Linked DNA regions of Homo sapiens: region 1 is linked to region 2. A link is a loop called in an ENCODE intact Hi-C map of the cell type or tissue named here. Cell type or tissue: CD4-positive, alpha-beta T cell. All regions are shown on one strand. Each heading gives the region's core, and the rest is flanking DNA. Links, peaks and the distances in the headings are about the cores only. Region 1 has its middle 13 kb from the start of CCDC63. Region 2 has its middle 17 kb from the start of HVCN1.

Region 1 (10,532 bases), core at 4,561-7,060, 130 kb after region 2:
TGACTATTGATTTGATCAGCTTTTATTTTCTGGGACATTAAATTGTATGGAATTTGGTGGAAGTTTAAAAGGGCACAGATTCTGGGCAGGGTGGGTGGCTGGGGGGAGGGGGCCAAGGGCTGAGGCCATGGGTGTTTAACTACAGCTCTTCCTCAGGTGGCCTTTGTGTTCAAGCCACTGATGCTCCCAGAAGGTGAAAAACGCACCATCCCCAAACTCCCTGCCGTTATTAATCAGCAAACGTGTCAGGGGCAGGTGCGCATGAGTGAATTTTGGGGTCACAGAGGGTAATCAGGTCTGGCCGGGCTGAAGCAGGTGACCCGACTGTCCGCCTGATCCTGAGCTATTGGATAAGGAGATTAATCTAATTCTGTCTGAGGAGAGGATGGCTTTTTGAGAAAGCGTGGGACTCAGAAAATGAAAGTTGGATTTAGACCTCAGGCTAAATTCCCAGCTCCGGGGCCAGCGTGACCTGAAGCGTGTTCCCTGGGTATCTTTTGGCAAGGCTGTCATTGTGCTTGAGCACCCAGTATGTGAGGGAAGAAAACACAGAGCTCAAAGGGGCCTGGGAGGAATGGAAATAGGAAATTGGGGCGGGAGCTGGGGCGAAGTGGGGAGTCCATGCCCTCCTCGAGGGGTTAATTAAGACCCAGTGCTAGCTGACCGTCATGCCTAGAGTCAGACATTTGGGGTTCAGATCCTGGTTCTGCCCTTTACTCGTCGTGTGACACTGGACAAGTCACTTCACCTCCTTGTGCCTCAGTTTTCTCATCTGTAAAACTGAACAATAGCAGAACCCATCTTGGCCGGGTGCAGTGGCTCACACCTGTAATCCCAGCTCTTTAGGAGGCTGAGATGGGTGGATCACCTGAGGTCAGAAGTTCAAGACTGGCCTGGCCAACATGGTGAAACCCTGTCTCTACTTAAAATACAAAAAAAAAAAAAAAAAAAAAAAAATTAGCCAGGCGTGGTGGTATACATCTGTAATCCCAGCTACTTGGGTGGCTGAGGCAGCAAAATCGTTTGAACCCGGGAGGCGGAGGTTGCAGTGAGCCGAGATCATGCCATTGCACTCTAGCCTGGGTGACAGAGTGACACCCACTCAAAAACAAACAAAAAAAACAGAACCCATCTCACAGAGTTGTTCTGAGGGCTGAGTGGGTGAAAGTTCTGCAAGTGCTTAGAACAGTGTGTGGTGCATAGTAAAAAGTATTATATGCCAGGCGGGGTGGCTCGCACCCATAATCCAGCACTTTGGGAGGCCGAGGTGGGAGGATCACTTGAGCTCAGGAGTTCGGGACCAGCCTGGTAACCTAGGGAGACACTGTCTCTACTTAAAAAAAAAAAAAAAAAAAATTAGCCGGGCATGGTGGCGCATGCCTGTGGTCCAAGGTACTCAGGAAGCTGAGGAGGGAAGATAACCTGAGCCTGGAAGTTCAAGGCTACAGTGAGCTGTGATCACGCCACCACATGCCAGCCTGGTGACAGAGTGAGACCCTGTTTCAAAGAAAAAAGGCATTATTTATAACATTTGCTAAATAAATTAGGTAAATAAGAATGTAACCCTTTTTGTTGCCAGATCTTCTAATCTTTCGAGGAAAGTGAATCTGGAAATCCAAATTTTCATAATCCTATTAATGCCAAACACTCAGGCAGTTCCAAAACACCTTAATATGTTAAATATTAACAAAACGTTATGACGTAGATATGGTTATTACTCCCATTCTACAGATGGGGAAACTGAGGTACAAAGATGTCACATAATGAGTGCTGGGCTGGGCGTGGTGGCTCATGTCTGTAATCCCAGCACTTTGGGAGGCAGAGGCAGGCGGATCACTTGAGGTCAGAGTTCAAGACCAGCCTGGCCAACATGGTGAAACCCCGTCTCTACTAAAAATACAAAATTAGCCGGGTGTGGTGGTGCGCACCTGTAATCCCAGCTCCTCAGGAGGCTGAGGTAGGAGAATCACTTGAATTTGGGAGGTGGAGGTTGTATTGAGCTGAGATCACACCACTGCACTCCAGCCTGGGTAACAAGAGTGAACAAACAAACAAACGTGTTAAAATTATACTAGTTATTGGTAACTGGGATATAGGGTGACCAACTGTTCTGATTTTCCTGGGACTGTCCCTAGTTTTTGCACTGTCAGATCCACGTCCCAGGAAACCCTTCAGTCCAGGAAAATCAAGACTGTTCATCAGCCTAGGTTGAAACCTGGTCAGTGCGGCCCCAGCATCCTGCCCTTCACTACTGCGCTCCATTTTCTCTTGTGTGAATGCTCTGGATTTTTAAATGTTGGTCCCTGTGAGCCAAACGAACAAGTTGCAATTCTTGAAAGACTGATGCTTCGTGACATTAGATTTCCCACTTGTTATACAGGTGGGCCTCAGTTTCCTCACCTGTAAAGGGGGAAAATCATAATCTAGACCTCATAGGGTTCTTGTGAGCATTAAATGAGTTCATAGATGCGGAGCGCTTAAAGCCATGCCTGGAACAAAGAAAGTGCTTTATAAAAGTTTGTGCTCATGATTTGTGGTTGTTGTTGTTGTTGTTGTTGTTGTTGTTTGTTTCTTTTCTTTCTTTCTTTCTTTTTTTTTTTTTGAGACAGAGTCTCATTCTGTTTCCTAGGCTGGAGTGCAGTGGCATGATCTTGGCTCATTGCGACCTCCACCTCCCAAGTTCAAGCAATTCTCCTGCCTCAGCTTCCTGAGTAGCTGGGACTACAGGTGCACGCCACCAAGCCCAGCTAATTTTTGTATTTTTAGTAGCAATGGAGTTTTGCCATGTTGGCCAGGCTAGTTTTGAACTCCTGACCTCAAGTGATCTGCCTCAGCCTCCCAAAGTGCTGAGATTACAGGCATGAGCCACTGTGCCTGGCCTATGATTGTTGATAAATACATTCTCAAGATTCTCTCAGACTTTCTGAATCAAAATCTCCAGCCATGTCTCTGTGACTGGCCCCCAGTAAAAACCCTGGACACCAAGGCATGGGTGAGTCTTCCTGGTTGGCAATGCCTCTGACGTGTTGGTGTACATCATTGCTATTTGTTGTTTTTGTTATTTGTCACTTATAATTAAGTGATGTTTGTAAGAGTCCACAGGGAAAGGACAACTGGAGGCTCATATCTGCTCTCTGTGCCTTTAGTCTTTACTGATTTTGATCTGTACCCTCTCACTGTAGTAAACTATAACCATGAATATGACAGCTTTTCTAAGTTCTGGGGGTCCTTCTATGGAATCATTGAACCTGGGGTTGGTCTTGGGCAGCCATCTTGGAGCATATCTATTATAAAAGTTGGGAAAGTGGGAGATTTGCCTCTCATGGTCTTCTCCTTTTTGGGAAGAGACTCCCTGCAGAGATCTCCGTATGCCTCATTTGCCTGAAAGGATATGCCCATCCCTTGACTAATATGTTGGGTATGGTTTAGCTCAAATTAATCCATCCCCAGGACTAAGGAAGAAGTGTAATGGCAAGTGGGCAGGCAACTAAAAGTGACTTCTGTGCTGATGGGGTGGGTGCAGTCATTACCTTCACCTTGCAGATGAGGAAATGAGGCCCAGAGAGGTAAAGTGTCTTGCCCAAGATCTCATTGCTAGCTAGTGGCAGCCCAGGTCTTCCTGACTCCAGAGCCTATGTCCGGATGCTGTGATGTACCACTGCACCCAGCTTGGTGCCCTACAAACAGCAGACTCTATGGAAATGAGTTAGGGAAACAAAGATGCACGGCAGAGGGCCCAAGAAGAGGAAAGCGGCACCTGTTTCCTCCTAGCTATGCTGGCAGGGCATGGAAACATCTCTTTTTATTTATCAAGAGAAACAGCTTGATGTCTCATTTTTAAAAAAACAAAATGAGGAAAAATGATTGTTTTTAATGTTGTCTGTGATTTGAGCTGGTTGCCCAAGAAGTGTGGGAGAAGCTCTCTTAGGGTGAAAATTGCTCTCTTATTTAGGAAACCATCTGGATGAGACATTTTAGTTTCGGAGGTGATCCTTCCTAGCTCCTTCCATTTTCCCCGAGCCAATCTAGCAGAATCAGGAGATGAAAAGGGTTTCTTTTTTTCTTTTTCTTTTTTTTTTTTTTTTTGAGATGGAGTCTCACTCTTTTGCCCAGGCTGGAGTGCAGTAGCTTAATCTCGGCTCACTGCAACCTCCACCTCCCGGGTTGAAGCAATTCTACTGCCTCAGCCTCCCAAGTAGCTGGGATTATAGGTGCCTGCCACCACACCCGGCTAATTTTTTTTGTATTTTTTTTAGTAGAGATGGGGTTTCACCATGTTGGCCAGGCTAGTCTCGAATTCCTGACCTCAGGTGATCCACCCGCCTTGGCCTCCCAGAGTGCTGGGATTACAGGCGTGAACCACCGCATCCAGCCAAAAAGGGGTTAAATGTATCAGCATATTGTGCTAACCAGGATTCCGATTTTTGGATGGTCCAGAAGAGTGGGCAGTGTAGAGTTAGCCTGAGTTATTCTCAGTTGCCTCATCTGTAAAATGGGGATAATGTGGGTATCTACCCTGTGGGGTTGTTACAAGAATGTTGGCCAGGCGCGGTAGCTCACACCTGTAATCCCAGCACTTTGGGAGGCTGAGATGGGTGGATCATTTGAGGTCAGGAGATCAAAACCACCCTGGCCAACATGGTGAAACCCTGTTTCTAATAAAAGTACAAAAATTAGCCGGGCATGGTAGTGGGTGCCTGTAATCCCAGCTACTTGGGAGGCTGAGGCAGAAGAATTGCTTGAGCCTGGGAGGTGGAGGTTGCAGTGAGCCGAGTGCACCATTGCACTCCAGCCTGGGTGACAGAGTGAGATTCCATCTCAAGAAAAAAAAACAAAAGAATGTTTAAGTAAGTTATTGTATGAAAGGTGCTTAGAACAATGCCTGGCACATAGTAAGTGTTCAACCACTGTTACTACTACTGCTACTATTATTATTGCCATTGCTATTATCATGGAAGAGAGAGATTTTGATTTTCTATGGAGGGGACAGGAAGCTATAGGGGGTGAGTGGTGATCAGGGCCTAAAGAGAAAGATATTCAAGGGAGAAATTCACTGCCGTGGAGGAAGATTGTAGAACTTTATTAGTCGACTATATTAGCAGTTATGTAGGTTGCTAAATCTAAAACCTGAAAAAGAGTCGGCCGGGTGCGGTGGCTCATGCCTGTAATCCCAGCACTTTGGGAGGCTGAGGTGGGTGGATCACCTGAGGTCAGGAGTTTGAGACCAACCTGGCCAACATGGTGCAACCCTGTCTCTACTAAAAATACAAAAATTAGCCAGGCGTGGTGGCACACGCCTGTAGCCTGTAATCCCAGGTACCCGGAGGCTGAGACAGGAGAATTCCTTGAACCCAGGAGGTGGAGGTTGCAATGAGCCAAGATCGTGCCACTGCACTCCAGCCTGGGCAAAAGAGTGAGACTCCATCTCAAAAAAAAAAAAAAAAAAATTAACACTTTATTTCTCTCAGATAAAAGAAGTCTGGAAGAGGTAGGAGTCTAGGACTGTTGGCTACCCAAAGTTATCAGGAAGCCACAATCCTTCTATCCCTATGCTTATTATGGTTACAAGATGACTGCTGGAGCTCCAGCCATTATATCTACTTTTTAGGCAGGAAGGGAGATAATGGTGAAAGAAGGAAAGAGAGAGCATGCCAGCTCAGTCAGCCTGTTTTTAGGAGATTTCTTGGAAGTGTCATTCTTAGGTCCCATTCTCCCAGAAGACCCTGAACCAAAGATCCAGATGCAAATGATTAATTCGGGAAATGCTGTCAGGGGAAACTGGTCAGGGAGTGAAAGAAGCAGAATGAGGAAAAGGAACCCGCCAAGCAAGGGTGCAACTTCAGGGCAGCCTCAGCTGGATCCTTGGGGAGCTTGGGAGTATAAATTACATCTCAGAGTTTGTCCTGCCTCAAAGGAAAGGAACTGGGCCCCTGCATTTCAACCCAGCCATGGGCTGCCCAGAAGAGGTTGGGAGGAAGTAAATCTCCAGGAACTTCTGGCTTTCCATACAGCAGAGGTGGCACCATTGCCCAAATCTATGTTAGAAGCATAGAAAAGCTGCAGATGCTGGTGAACGTTTGCAGAGTTAGTAAAGGGTAGGCATCTGCTCAGGGCATCAGCAGAGCTCCTTCTACCCCACCCGCCATAGCTGCTGGTCCAGATCTTAGTCACATGGCTGTCCATTTCTGTAAAGGAGGCTGGGAGATGCAGTTTTTATTTTTTATTTATGTTTATTTTTTATTTTTTGAAATGGAGTCTTGCTCTGTCCCCCAGGCTGAAGTGCAGTGGCACGATCTCGGCTCACTGCAACCTCTGCCTCCCAGGTTCAAGCAATTCTCCTGCCTCAGCTTCCCAAGTAGTTGGGATTACAGGCACCTGTCACCACGCCTGGCTAATTTTTGTATTTTTAGTAGAGATGGGGTTTCACCATGTTGGCCAGGCTGGTCTTGAACTCCTGACCTTAAGCGATCCACCCACCTTGGCCTGCCAAAGTGCTGGGCTTACAGGCATGAGTCACCATGCCTGACTGAGATGTGGTTTTCAAAGCTGGGCATGTGCCATTCCCAGTAAAAGTAAGAAAAGAGAGGAAGGAGAGAGTAGATATTGAGGAGACAAACTGTCATGCTGAAGCTTCCATTTTCCCTTGAGGAGGAGGCCAGACAGACATGACCTTTGCTCGGAGCAGCTGGGCAGCACACGGGTACATATACTGCTTGGGGCACCAGGTCTCTGCTGCTGCCTCCAGATGGGCAGCCATTTGTTCTCCCCTGCCTTGCAGGGTCACAGCATGGCCTGCAATCTTCTCTTTTCCTCTCACTCTCCCGAGCTCTGTGAGCTCTACCCGTTCATAGCCTCAGCTGGGGAAAGTGGGACCATGACAGGGAGAGGAAGGTGGCACATAGAGGGAGGGAGAGAGCTCAGTTCTTTACTTTTTCAAAAAGATGAAACAAGGCTGAGGCAGGAGGATCACTTGAGCCTAGGAGGTTGAGGCTGTGCCGTGATTGCACCACTGCACTCCAGCCTGGGTGACAGATTGAGACCCTCTCTTGAAAAAAAAAAAAAAAGAAAAAGAAAAAGATGAGGCCAAGTGCAGTGGCTCCTGCCTGTAATCCCAGCACTTTGGGAGGCCGAGGTGGGTGGGTCACCTGAGGTCAGGAGTTCGAGACCAGCCTGGCCAACATGGTGAACCCCAACTCTACTAAAAATACAAACATTAGCCAGGTGTGGTGGCATGACCCTGTAATCCCAGCGACTAGGGAGGCCGAGGCAGGAGAATTGCTTGAACCCGGGAGGTGGAGGTTGCAGTGAGCCGAGATTGTGCCACTGCACTTCAGCCTGGGCAACAGAGTGACTTGGTCTCAAAAAATAAAAATAAAAAAAAAATAGAAATAAAATAAAAGATGAAAGCATTTGGCACAACTCCTGGTGCCAAATTGAAATTAATGCTGGCTTCACTCCCGGGCTGGTTCCCATCACTCTGCTGAAGGCACAGTCTCTGCAGCATTGAACCCAAGAAGGTCACTTACTTGTCACATGGGAAGGTGAGGAGTGGCTGTGACGGTCAGGGCTCCGAAGAAAACTGAATCCAACCCAGACAGTTCAAAAGACTTTAAAGAAGGACTTCTCTTAGAGTGTGGGCAGGGTTAAGGGAACAGAGAAGAGAGATTGAGGCACTGAGAGAATAGCAAGAGAAGGAAGCCATTGCCACACTAAAGGTAGGACAAGGCAGGAGAAGGAACTGATGTGATGGAAGCCCAGTGAGGGCTGGAGCTGGGGAGGGGGGCCATATAGACAGAAGCTGTAGCTACATAGGGATGTAGCGACTAGCAGGGACAGGATGTCAAAGTATGCAAGAACTTTGAAAGAAACGTCTCACATCTCTCTCACCCTGTCTGACTGGTCTCCTGCTGGTCTCTGTCATTGGCCACATTCAACCAGAAGACAGAAGGTAAGGGAGACCTTGAGTGATGTGGATCACACTGTCCACTTCTTGAGACACACAGCAGGAAGAGAAGAGTGGCAAATGAATTGGACAGAAGATGGACTAGACGACGAAAAACAATATGTACATACCATGCATATGCTTAATAGATGTGGGTATTTTATTTTATTTTGTATTAAACATTTTTAAATAGAGATGGGGGTCTCATTATGTTGCCCAGGCTGGTCTCTAACTCCTGGACTCAAGCGATCTTCCCACCTTGACCTCCCAAAGTGCTAGGATTATAGGTGCGAGCCACTGCACCAGGCCAGGTGTGGTTATTTTTACGTTTTTCGATGCTCTAGAATGTCCCATGAGTAGATAAGCCATAATTTACTTTAAAAATCCTCCTCTTGGCCATGGCGTGGTGGCTCACACTTGTAATCCCAGCACTTTGGGAGGCGGAGGTGGGCAGATCACAAGGTCAGGAGATCGAGACCATCCTGGCTAACACAGTGAAACCCTGTCTCTACTAAAAATACAAAAAATTAGCTGGGCGTGGTGGTGGGCACCTGTAGTCCCAGCTACTCGGGAGGCTGAGACAGGAAAATGTCATGAACCCAGGAGGCGGAGGTTGCAGTGAACAGAGATAGCGCCGCTGCACTCCAGCCTGGGCGACAGAGCAAGACTCCATCTCGAAAAAAAAAAAAAATCCTCCTCTTGTTCATCTGTCTAGAAAACTTTTGTATCGGAGTACAATACACACATATAAAGGGGTCCATATCAGAAGTGTATGGCTGGATGAATTTTCACAAATGAATTGATTATGTAACCAGATCAAGAAACAGAATATCTGCAGCCCTGAAAGCCTCTTGATTTCCCTTCCAGTTATTTCTTCTCTATCCCCCTCTACCATATAACCTCTATTCTGACTTCTAAAGGCAAAGTTAGCTTCCCCTAATTTTGTGCTTTATATGAATGGCATTTTTCAGTATGAGCTCTTCTGGGCTTGGCTTTTTTCATTCCAAGTGTTTATTTTGTTGATTTTTACTTATTTCCACTTGCCTATGTAGAGATGATTTTACAATCGGCATCTTTGTATATATGGATTTTTTTTGCCTTTGGCTTATTTTCTTTTTCTTTTTAAAAAGTGCAATGCTGTTAATGTAACTTGAAAAATACCTCAGCATTCTAAACATACAAAATAAAGAAGATTCTTCTTCTTCTTCTTCTTCTTTTTTTTCGACATGGAGTCTCACTTTGTTGCCCAGGCTGGAGTGCAGTGGCAAGATCTTGGCTCACTGCAACCTCCCCCTCCTGGGTTCTAGTGATTCCCCTGCCCCAGCCTCCCGAGTAGCTGGGATTACAGGTGCCTGCCACAACGCCCGGCTAATTTTTTTTTGTATTTTTTTTTTTTTTTTTTTGAGACGGAGTCTAGCTCTGTTGCCCAGGCTGGAGTGCAGTGGTGGGATTTCGGCTCACTGCAAACTCTGCCTCCTGGGTTCACGCCATTCTCCTGCCTCAGCCTGGCTTTTTTTGTTTTTTTAGTAGAGGCGGGGTTTCACCTTGTTAGCCAGGATGGTCTCAATCTCGTGATCCGCCTGCCTCGGCCTCCCAAAGTGCTGGGATTACAGGCGTGAGCCACCATGCCCAGCCTTTGTTTGTATTTTTAGTAGAGATGGGGCTTGCCATGTTGGCCAGGCTGGTCTCGAACTCCTGACCTCAGGTGATCTTCCTACCTCAGCCTTCTAAAGTGCTGGGATTATAGGCATGAGCCGCTGCGCCCGGCCTGATTCTTGAACTTTCACTGATGGGTGGCTCTTTGTTTGCTGACAAGGAAGAGTTCTGTAGTTTGTTTAAAACAAAATTTAGGCCAGGTGCAGTGGCTCATGTCTATAATCCCAGCACTTCGGGAGGCCGAGGTGGGAGGATCATTTGAGGCCAGAGGTTCAAGACCAGCCTGGCCAACACAGACCCTGTCTCTGTTAAAAAAAAAAAAAAAAAAGCCAGGTGTGGTGTAGTTCCAGCTCCTCAGGAGGCTGAGGTGGGAGGATCACTTGAGGCTGGAAGGTCAAGGCTGCAGTAAGCTATGACTGCACCACTGGACTCCAGTGTAGGTAACAGAGGGAGACCCTTTCTCGAAAAGAAAAAAAAAGGCTGGGCATGGTGGCTCACGCCTGTAATCCCAGAACTTTTTTAGGAGGCCGAGGCGGGTGGATCACCTGAGGTCAGGAGTTTGAGGCCGGCCTGGCCAACATGGCGAAGCCCTGTCTCTACTTAAAAATACAAAAATTAGCCAGGCGTGGTTGTGGGCACCTGTAATCCCAGCTACTCAAGAGGCTGAGGTAGGAGAATCGCATGAACCCGGGAGGCGGAGGTTGGGGTGAGTTGAGACCGCACCATTGCACTCCAGCCTGGGCAACAAGAGCGAAACTCTGTCTCAAAAAAACAAAAAACAACCAAAAAACCCCCAAACACTTCTCATGCCAGCTGATCCCACTTTGTCCACAGCTAAGAATGGCAGCAGAATGCTATGTCACTCTATACAGAAACAAGACCACCTGAAGCTAAATAGATGCTCACCACGGAGTCAACAGGTCCTGTCTCACAG
Region 2 (10,532 bases), core at 2,959-5,458:
GTAGAAGAGTGAGTATCTTTTGAAGAAAACCGCTTATCTCGGGGTGGCATTTCTGGGCCACTGCCTGACTATCTCCAGCAATGGGGAGTTCACTTTCTGTGAGGCAACTCATTGTACTTGGGAATATTTCGATCTCTCTCTCTCTTTTTTTGTTTGACAGGGTCTCACTCTGTTGTCCAGGCTGGAGTGCAGTGATGCGATTATGGCTCACTGCAGCCTTGACCTCCTGGGCTCAAGTGATCCTCCCGCCTCAGCCTCCCAAAGTGCTGGGATTACAGGCATGAGCCACCACACCCGGTCTACTTGGAGATATTTATAATTGGAGTTTTCCCTCAGAGAGTGTGACTGCTGTCTTCTGTTTTTCCCTGCTCGGCATCTCTTGCCCTTCTTCTGGTACCATCGACTGTCCGATAATTTCAGTCCAGGTGGTTTGAGAGGCTGACCTAACCAGGCTAGTGGGGCTCAAGAGTGGAACTCCAGCTGGAACTCTTAGTGGAGAAGTCTCAGCTGGGACTACTATTTGCAAGGATGGATGGGCCCAGCCCCATGGGGCATCACATGGGGAAGGCCCGCCTGGAAGTTAGACCAACACAGAGCAGAGAGCAGGGCCACAGGATGGAGAAACAGAGGCCGCATCTGGTCTCACTGAGGCCTTGTATCCAGCTGCGCCCAGTGCTACCCTGGACATGTTAGTTGTACAAGCCAGCAGATTCCCTCTGCGCTACGGCCAGTTTGTTTCTGTCACTTTCACCTGAAGAGCGCTGACTAATGGAGGTAGAGCGCTCCAGCCTGTTTTTATCACCATCTAGAGGGAGCTGGGGAACACCTGTGTGTTTTATAAAACTACTAGGGCCTAGAGCAGTGTTTTTCCAAGTGCAGGCCACAAAAAAACAATACCAGCATCACTCTGATACTAAACTTGATGAAAATGCACATTCTTGGGCCCCAACTTCCAAATCAGAATCTTGGGCAGTGAGGCCCAGGACTCTGCATTTTGTCTAGCACTCCAGGAGATCTTCAGGGCACCCAATTTGAGAACCAGTGGCTGAATTAGGTGACCTGGGATCCAATCTAGCTCAGAGCCTGCCACCAACTTGGATATTAAAACAGGTCCCTGAGCTGGGCGAGGTGGCTCACGCCTGTAATCCCAGCACTTTGGGAGGCCAAGGTAGGCAGATCACTTGGGGTCAGGAGTTCAAGACCAGCCTGGTCAACATGGTGAAACCCCATCTCTACTAAAAATATAAAAAGTAGCTGGGCATGGTGGTGCACGCCTGTAGCTCCAGCTACTGGGGAGGCTGAGGCAGGAGAATCACTGGAACCTGGGAGGCGAAGGTTGCAGTGAGCTGAGATCGTGCCATTGCACTCCAGCCTGGGCGACAGAATGAGACTCTGTCTCAAAAACAAAACAAAACAACAAGAACAAAACAACAACAACAACAACAACAACAACAACAACAAAACACACACAGGTCCCGGTAGCTTTTCTTTTTTCTTTTTTTTTTGAGACGGAGTTTCACTCTTGTTGCCCAGGCTGGAGTGCAATGGCACGATCTTAGCTCACTGCAACCTCGCCTCCCGGGTTCAAGTGATTCTCTTGCCTCAGCCTCCCCAGTAGCTGGGGCTACAAGTGACTAAAACTTGGTCTAACACATCACAGGCACACATATATGCTTGTAAATACAAAGTAATGATCTAGAAGAAGACAGAAGAAACCAAGACTGAGGAAGTCTTGGCATCAAAATGGCCCTGGTTTCTGGTTCTAGATCAGCGCGGCTCCCCCACCCCTTCTGGTCTGGGCCTGGTGTATGTGGCCCTGAGTCAACCTTTGGTGAGCACGCAGGTACTTACCAGGGGCTTGGGGCCAAGTGGGGCCATCTGTGACACAGGGTCAGGAAGTTAGATGCTTGCAAATAAGCATTTCAGATGAGCCAGTCTACTTTCAAATGCCGTTGGGGTGAGGTAGGCAGCGTTCTCTTTGGAAAACAGGAGGGCAAGACAATACAATAAACTATTTAATTTATTATTATTATTATTATTTTTGAGACAGAGTCTTGCTCTGTCACTCAGGCTGGAGTGCAGTGGCATGATCTTGGCTCACTGCAACTGCTGCCTCCCGGGTTCAAGCAATTCTCCTGCCTCAGCCTCCCAAGTAGCTGGGATTACAGGTGTGCGCCACCATGCCTGGCTAATTTTTGTATTTTTTTTTTTTTTGAGATGGAGTTTTGCTCTTGTTGCCCAGGCTGGAGTGCAATGGCACAATCTTGGCTCACTGCAACCTCCACCTCCCGGGTTCAAGTGATTCTCCTGCCTCAGCCTCCCGAGTAGCTGGGATTACAGGCATGTGCAACCATGCCCAGCTAATTTTGTATTTTTAGTAGAAATATGGTTTCTCCATGTTGGTCAGCCTGGTCTCGAACTCCTGACCTCAGGTGATCTGCCCGCCTCGGCCTCCCAAAGTGCTGGGATTACAGGCATGAGTCACCATGCCCAGCAATTTTTGTATTTTTAGTAGAGTCAGGGTTTCACCATGTTGGCTAGGCTGGTCTTGAACTCCTGACCTCAAGTGATCCTCCTGCCTTGGCCTCCCAAAGTTCTGGGATTACAGGTGTGAGCCACCGCACCAGGCCCAGTAAACTATTTTAAAAAATGCAAGGCTTGGTGCAGTGGCTCCCAGCGCTTTGGGAGGATCATTTGAGCCCGGGAGTTTGAGACCAGCCTGGGCAACATAGTAAGGTCATGTCTCTACCAAAAAAAAAAAAAAAAAAAAAAATTAAAAATTAGCTGGATGTGCTCTGGTGCATGCTTGTAGTCCCAGCTACTTGAGAGGCTGAGGTGGGAGGATTGCCTGAGCCCTGAGGGTTGAGGCTGCAATGAGCTGTGATCCCACCACTGCCCTCCAGCTTAGAAGACAGAGTGAGATCCTGACTCTAAAAAAAAAGGAAAAAAAATTAAAAATTAAAAAAAATTTAAAAAATCATCTTGTGGCGATCCAAGCAGAAATATTTATACATAAAATGGTATCTAAGACTTCAAAATAACCATATTGGGCGAGTGCCGTGGAGATGAAACAAATTTGGCTCCAACTTGATGCCTGCTAAGGCTGAATGATAGGTATGTGGGGCTTCAGAAGTACTCTTCTACTTGTGTATATATTTGATTCTTTTTCAGAGTTAAAACAAATAAAAACGACCGCCCCACTTTGTTTATTTATTTATTTCCCCCCGCCTCTCTCTTTTTTTTTTGAGACAGAGTTTCACCTCATCGCCTAGGCTGGAGTGCAATGGCATGATCTCGGCTCACTGCAACCTCTGCCTCCCAGGTTCAAGCGATTCTCGTGTCTCAGCCTCCCAAGTAGCTGGGATTATAGGCGTGCGCCACCATGCCTGGCTAATTTTTGTATTTTTAGTAGAGATGGGGTTTCACTATGTTGGCCAGGCTTCTCTCGAACTCCTAGCCTCATGTGATCTGCCCACCTCGGCCTCCCAAAGTACTGGGATTACAGGTGTGAGTCATCACGCCTGGCCTATTTTTCTCTTTTTTAAAATGTATTGTTTCTCTTATTAAAAATTTTTTGGGACCTCTCCAGTTTGATTGACAATTTGACTGCATGAAATTTATCCAACAGAGATCACCTAAGTTGAACATGTGTACGCCTAAGTATGGGCCAGGATATTCCCTCTGGCATGATTTATAGTAGCAAACAAGGGCAAACAACCTAAAAGTCCGTCCATGGGGGGTGGTTAAATAAATGATGGTAAAGCCATACAAAGGAATATTGTGTGGCTCTTAAGAAGAAGGTAGCAATATGTACACATAATACAGAATAATCCCCAAGATTTATTATTTAGTATAGGTTAATATACTCACTTAAATAGAAATGTAGAAGTGTATACAAAAAATAGTGTGGGCCAGGCATGGTGGCTCACGCCTGTAATCACAACACTTTGGGAGGCTGATGCGGGCAGATTGCTTAAGCCCAGGAGTTTGAGACCAGCCTGGGGCAACATAGCAAGACCCTGTCTCTACCAATAATTAAAAAAAAAAAAAATTAGCCAGGTGTGGTAGTGCGTGCCTGTGGTCCCAGCTACTTGAGAGGCTGAGACGGGAGGATCACTTGAGGCCAGGAGTTGGAAGCTGCCGTGAACTATGATTGTGCCACTGCACTATAGCCTGGGCATCAGAGTGAGACCCTGCCTCTAAAAAGAATAAAGTTAAAAAACAAAAATAGAACACACCTCCCCAGGTAAACAAATGCAGGGGTAGTAGCTAAAGCACTGTCACTGTAAATGAACAGCCACACCTGGTGACTAGTAGGCCCCCAGGTATCCCCCTGGGCTGGGTTTCAGGGATGGGGCCCTGCCATTCCTTCTGGCACAATCCTAGAGCTGGCCTAGGGTCCACTGAGCTCACTTGCCTCTTTTGGCCCCGATGCAGTGGGCACTTCTCCACCTGCACATGTTCACCTCCAGGAGGCAGGCTGGGAAAGAAGCTTGTTACAAAGAACAAACGTTTCCAGGTAAACACTGTCAGCTGTGATGGCATAAAACAGGTCCCCATGTCTGATCATACGGTTTTTTTTCCCCACACACGTTTTTTCTATTGTACTTTTGGCTTCACGCTTCTCTATTTTCAATGAAGTGAAGAAGAACCTTATTTCAATAAGCTTTTTGAAAAATTAGAATCAGGGGCTGAGTTGAAAGAATAGAATGAAATAGAGCTCTACAATGTATTAATATGGGAAATCTACAAGATACAGTAAGTAATGAAAACAATGACTCGATGTCATTTGTTAGGAAGATAGGTACTTATACACGCTGGCACAAAAAACAAACAGGGACAGTTTCCTCTGGGGAGGGATCAGGGGCAAAGGGACAATTTAATTTCACATTTTAAAGTGTCTGCATTTTTGTTTTAAAAGACTGTTTTCCAGCCTGGGCAACATGGAGAGACCCTCACCTCAGGTTCGGGAGGCTGAGGTGGGGGGATTGCTTGAGCCTGGGAGGTTGAGGCTGCAGTGAGTCGTGATTGCACCACTGCACTCCAAGCCTGCGCAACAGAGCAAGACACTGTCTCAAAAAAAAAAAAAAAATTGTTTACAGTGCTTTTATGTTCATGGCAAAATTGAAAGGAAGGTACAGAGATTTCTCATATACCCTTTGCCCCCACTCCATGCATAGGAGTATTTGGATCTTTAAACCATGATTTACATGCTATAACATTTATTAAAAAATTAATTTAAAATGTTAAAATATGCTAAAAGAAAAGAAAAGAATCTGGGAGGCTGAGGTGGGAGGGTAGGAGGATCGCTTGACATCAAGGCTACCGTGAGCTGTGAGTGCACCAGGGCAATCCAGCCTGGGAGACAGAGTGAGACCCTGTTTCAAAAAGAACCAGTAATTGATTTGTTGACTGCATGAAATTACTTTCCTGGCTGGGCGCGGTGGCTCACGCCTGTAATCCCAGCACTTTGGGAGGCCGAGGCAGGTGGATCATGAGGTCAGGAGATCAAGACCATCCTGGCTAACACGGTGAAACCATGTCTCTACTAAAAACACAAAAAATTAGCCAGGCGTGATGGAGGGCGCCTGTAGTCCCAGCTACTCGGGAGGCTGAGGCAGGAGAATGGCATGAACCTGGGAGGCGGAGCTTGCAGTGAGCCGAGATCGTGCCACTGCACTCCAGCCTGGGTGACAGCGAGACTCTGCCTCAAAAAAAAAAAAAAAAAAAAAAAAAGGAAAAAAAGAAATTACTTTTCCTTCAGTTTCCTAGTTGGCTCTGTGTTACTTCTGGAAAGCTTGTGGATCTCTGTGGAACAGAATTTCCTAACTGTGCTTTTAGCAAACTATCAGCTACATGATGGTAGGGGGATGGAGTTCTTGTTTTGTTGTTACTGTGTTTTACACCTTTCATCAGTGCTACCTGGATTTGGTGGCAGGAAATAGTCAAACAATAAAAATAATACCTAATATTTGCTGCCTATTATGTGTCTGGGTTCTTTCCATGTACTAATTTATTTAGTCTCAGAGTAACCATTGATATAGATGCTGCTATCCCTATTTTTTTATTATTATTATACTTTAAGTTCTAGGGTACATGTGCACAATGTGCAGGTTTGTTACATAGGTATACATGTGCCATGTTGGCTTGCTGCACCCATCAACTCGACATTTACATTAGGTATTTCTCCTAATGCTATCCCTCCCCCAACCCCCCACCCCCCGACAGGCCCCTGTGTGTGATGTTCCCCACCCTGTGTCCATGTGTTCTCATTGTTCAACTCCCACTTACGAGTGAGAACATGCAATGTTTGGTTTTCTGTTCCTGTGTTAGTTTGTTGAGAATGATGGTTTCCAGATTCATCCATGTCCCTTCAAAGGACATGAACTCATCCTTTTTATGGCTGCATAGCATTCCATGGTGTATATGTGCCACATTTTCTTAATCCAGTCTATCATTGATGAACATTTGGGTTGGTTCCAAGTCTTTGCTATTGGGAGTAGTGCTGCAGTAAACATATGTGTGCATGTGTCTTTATAGTAGAATGATTTATAATCCTTTGGGTATATACCCAGTAATGGGATCACTGGGTCAAATGGTATTTCTAGTTCTAGATCCTTGAGGAATCGCCACACTGTCTTCCACAATGGATGAACTAATTTACAGTCCCACCAACAGTGTAAAAGTGTTCCTATTTCTCCACATCCTCTCCAGCACCTGTTGTTTCCTCACTTTTTAATGATCGCAATTCTAACTGGTGTGAGATGGTATCTCATTGTGGTTTTGATTTGCATTTCTCTGATGACCAGTGATGATGAGCATTTTTCATGCGTCTGTTGGCTGCACAAATGTCTTCTTTTGAGAAGTGTCTGTTCATATCCTTTGCTCACTTTTTGATGGGGTTTTTTCTTGTAAATTTAAGTTCTTTGTAGATTCTGGATATTAGCCCTTTGTCAGATGGGTAGATTGCAAAAATTTTCTCCCATTCTGTAGGTTGCCTGTTCACGCTGATATTTTATTTTGCTGTGCAGAAGCTCTTTAGTTTAATTAGATCCCATTTGTCTATTTTGGCTTTTTTTGTTGCCATTGTTTTTGGTGTTTTAGTCATGAAGTCTTTGCCCATGCCTATGTCCTGAATGGTATTGTCTAGGTTTTCTTCTAGGGTTTGTATGGTTTTAGATCTTACACTGAAATATTTAATCCATCTTGAGGTAATTTTTGTATAAGGTGTAAGGAAGGGATCCAGTTTCAGCTTTCTGCATATGGCTAGCCAGTTTTCCCAGCACCATTTATTAAATAGGGAATCCTTTTCCCATTTCTTGTTTTTGTCAGGTTTGTCAAAGGTCAGATGGTTGTAAATGTGTGGTGTTATTTCTGAGGCCTCTGTTCTGTTCCATTGGTCTATATATCTGTTTTGGTACCAGTACCATGCTGTTTTGGTTACTATAACCTTGTAGCATAGCTTGAAGTCAGATGCTGCTATCCCTGTTTTACAAGGGAAGCACTGAGGCACAGGGAGATTAAGGGATTTGCCCAAGGTCACACACAACCAGAATGCAAGAGTCAGGATTCCCACCTGGGCCACTGGCTGCAAACCCCAGGCTTTAACCACTGCCCAGTATGGCCTCTCAAGAGAAGCAACAGCTTCCAGAAGCTGCCCCTGTGGGCTTCTGTAGACTGGGGTGCCAGTGTAACTAGCTACATGAATCCACCAACTCACTACAGAAAGGGGTACCCTGCTTCTGTAACAGCTAGGTTGAGCTGCATAGTTTGCAGAAAACCTTAGTATAGTTTTGAGTTAGTTTCCTACTTCTTTACAACAATTGGCTCTTAAAGGAATAGAAAGCTTAAATGGAATCTCACCCATCTATCTATATTGTTTAGAAACTATTAGCAACTCAGAAAGTTCTCTCATGGCTGAAAGATATATATGACTCCAATGTTTATTCATCAAAACAAACACATGCACAATGAAAATATTACAGTTATTACCAATGGGATCTCCATTACTCTTGGCAAAACAATTTTCTCCTGAGAATTCACAACCAGGATCTGCAGGTTTGTGGCCTAATTTCATGAGACTTGTATGATCTGAAAAATGTCAAGTGGGTCTGGGCATGGTGGCTTACACCTGTAATCCCAGCACTTTGGGAGGCCAAGGTAGGCAGATTACTTGAGGTCAGGAGCTCGAGAACAGCTTGGCCAACATGGTGAAACCCCGCCTTTACTAAAAGTACAAAAATTAGCCGGGCATGGTGGCAGACACCTGTAAATCCTGCTACTTGGGAGGCTGAGACAGGAAAATTGCTTGAATCTGGGGTGGAGGTTGCAGTCAGTGAGCTGAGATCGCACCACTGCACTCCAGCTTGGGTGACAGAGCGAGAGTCCATCTCAAAAAAAAAAAAAAAAAAGAAAAGAAAAGAAAAATGTCAAGTGAGCAAGTGAGGATTTAAAGTCTAGGTTGATACTGCCCCAGTCTACCAGCAGAGGCAAACTCTGATCTTCTCTGGAGGAGCTCAACTTCAATTCAGGCCGCAGAGAATCCCATGGATAAAGATGTGAAGAAAATGGGCAACTCTGTCAAAAAATCACAACACACACAGAGAAACAACTATGAGGAACAATAGAAACAACAGATGATAGAAACATTCAGAAGAATGGCAAAACCCCCCACAAAAACACACAAATGATAGATACAAACCCACAAACACTTCAGATATTGGAATAATCAGATAGAACATAAAATAACCATGTTTATTATATTTAGAGAAATAAAACTTTTTTTTTTTTGAGACAGAGTCTCCCTCTGTTGCCCAGGCTGGAGTGCAGTATCGCGATCCCGGCTGACTACAACCTCCACCTCCCGGGTTCAAGCAGTTCTCTGCCTCAGCCTCCCGAGTAGCTGGGATTACAGGCATGTGCCACCATGCCTGACTAATTTTTTGTATTTTTAGTAGAGATGGAGTTTCACTATATTGGCCAGGTTTGTCTTGAACTCCTGATCTCATAATCCACCCACCTCGAGCTCCCAAAGTGTTGAGATTACAGGCATGAGCCATGGTGCCCGGCCAAAAAACGTCAGACCAGAAGGCCATGGGGTCAAATAATTTTTTTTTTTTGAGACGGAGTCTCACTCTGTTGCCCAGGCTGGAATGCAGTGGTGTGATCTCGGCTCACTGCAACCTTTGCCTCCCTCGTTCAAGTGATTCTCCTGCCTCAGCCTCCCCAGTAGCTGGGATTACAGGTGCCTGGCTAATTTTTGTATTTTTAGTAGAGATGGGGTTTCACTATGTTGGCTAGGCTGGTCTTGAACTCCTGACCTCAAGTGATCCACCCGACTCAGCCTCCCAAAGTGCTGGGATTACAGGCATGAGCTACTGCGCCTGGTCAAATTTTAAAAGTTTTAAAAAGATTAGCAAGAAATAATAGATAATGAAGAATGACCAAGTGGATTGTGAAAAACAAAAAACTCCAAAATAATAATAATAATAATAATAATAATAATAATAATAATAATAAAGGAAAACAAAAAACCCAATAGAACTTGAGATAAAAATGTAGTAATTAAAATTAAAAATTCAGTGCATGGATTAGATTAAGCACAACTGAAGAAAAAATTAGTAAACTAGAAGATAGAGCTGAGGACATTATCAAGAATGCAAACCATAGGGAAAGAGATGGAAAAAAACAAGATGTTAAAGTGAAATGAAAGACAGAATGAGGTCTAATACACCTCATTATATTTCCCAAAGAGAATAGGAAAAAGGGCAAAGATAACCTCTAATATTAATAATGCAAATTAAGGCCAGGTGCAGTGGCTCAGGCCTGTAATCCCAGCACTTTGGGAGGCCAAGGTGGGCGGATCACCTGAGGTCAGGAGTTTGAGCCCAGCCTGGCCAACATGGTGAAACCCTGTCGCTATTAAACATTTCAAAAATTTTCAAAACAAAAATATTTTTGTTTTGAAAAACAAAAATTAGGCTGGGTGCGGTGGCTCACACCTGTAATCCCAGCACTTTGGGAGGCCAAGGCGGGTGGATCACAAGGTCAGAAGATTGAGACCATCCTGGCTAACATGGTGAAACCCCATCTCTACTAAAAATACAAAAAATTAGCTGGGTGTGGTGGTGGGTGCCTGTAGTCCCAGCTACTCAGGAGGCTGAGGCAGGAGAATGGCATGAACCCAGGGGGCAGAGCTTGCAGTGAGCGGAGATTGCACCACTGCACTCCAGCCTGGGTGACAGAATGAGACTCTGTCTCAAAAAAAAAAAAAAAAAAAAAAAAAAAATGCTTGCTGGGTGAGGTGGCTCATGCCTGTAATCCTAGCACTTTGGGAGGCTAAGGTGGGCGGATCACTTGAGCTCAGAAATTCAAGACCAGCCTCGGCAACAAGGCAAGACCCTGTCTCTCTAAAATATAAATAAAAATGTTTAGGCCGGGCAGGATGGCTGACGTCTGTAATCCCAGCACTTTAAAAGGAGGCTGAGGCAGGTGGATCACTTGAAGCCAGGAGTTCGAGACCAGCCTGGACA

What was found. Peaks named below come from ENCODE experiments on the same cell type or tissue, not always from the same donor. Only the 100,000 strongest peaks of a DNase experiment are listed, where the experiment ranks them.
Region 1: a loop joins it to region 2, with 3 times the contacts of the local background. A loop is called at or near these places in 31 of 110 quality-filtered maps.

Annotation. Positions count from the first base shown.
Region 1 is chr12:110,829,003-110,839,534 of GRCh38, forward strand. No RefSeq gene overlaps it. Among named protein-coding and RNA genes, the nearest start is that of CCDC63, 13 kb to the right of the region's middle. In CD4-positive, alpha-beta T cell, for the core only: no CTCF peak of the experiment used is centred there; no DNase peak of the experiment used is centred there.
Region 2 is chr12:110,700,458-110,710,989 of GRCh38, forward strand. It overlaps a transcript of HVCN1 not described here and a transcript of PPP1CC not described here. Among named protein-coding and RNA genes, the nearest start is that of HVCN1, 17 kb to the left of the region's middle. In CD4-positive, alpha-beta T cell, for the core only: no CTCF peak of the experiment used is centred there; a DNase peak (open chromatin) is centred at 4,474.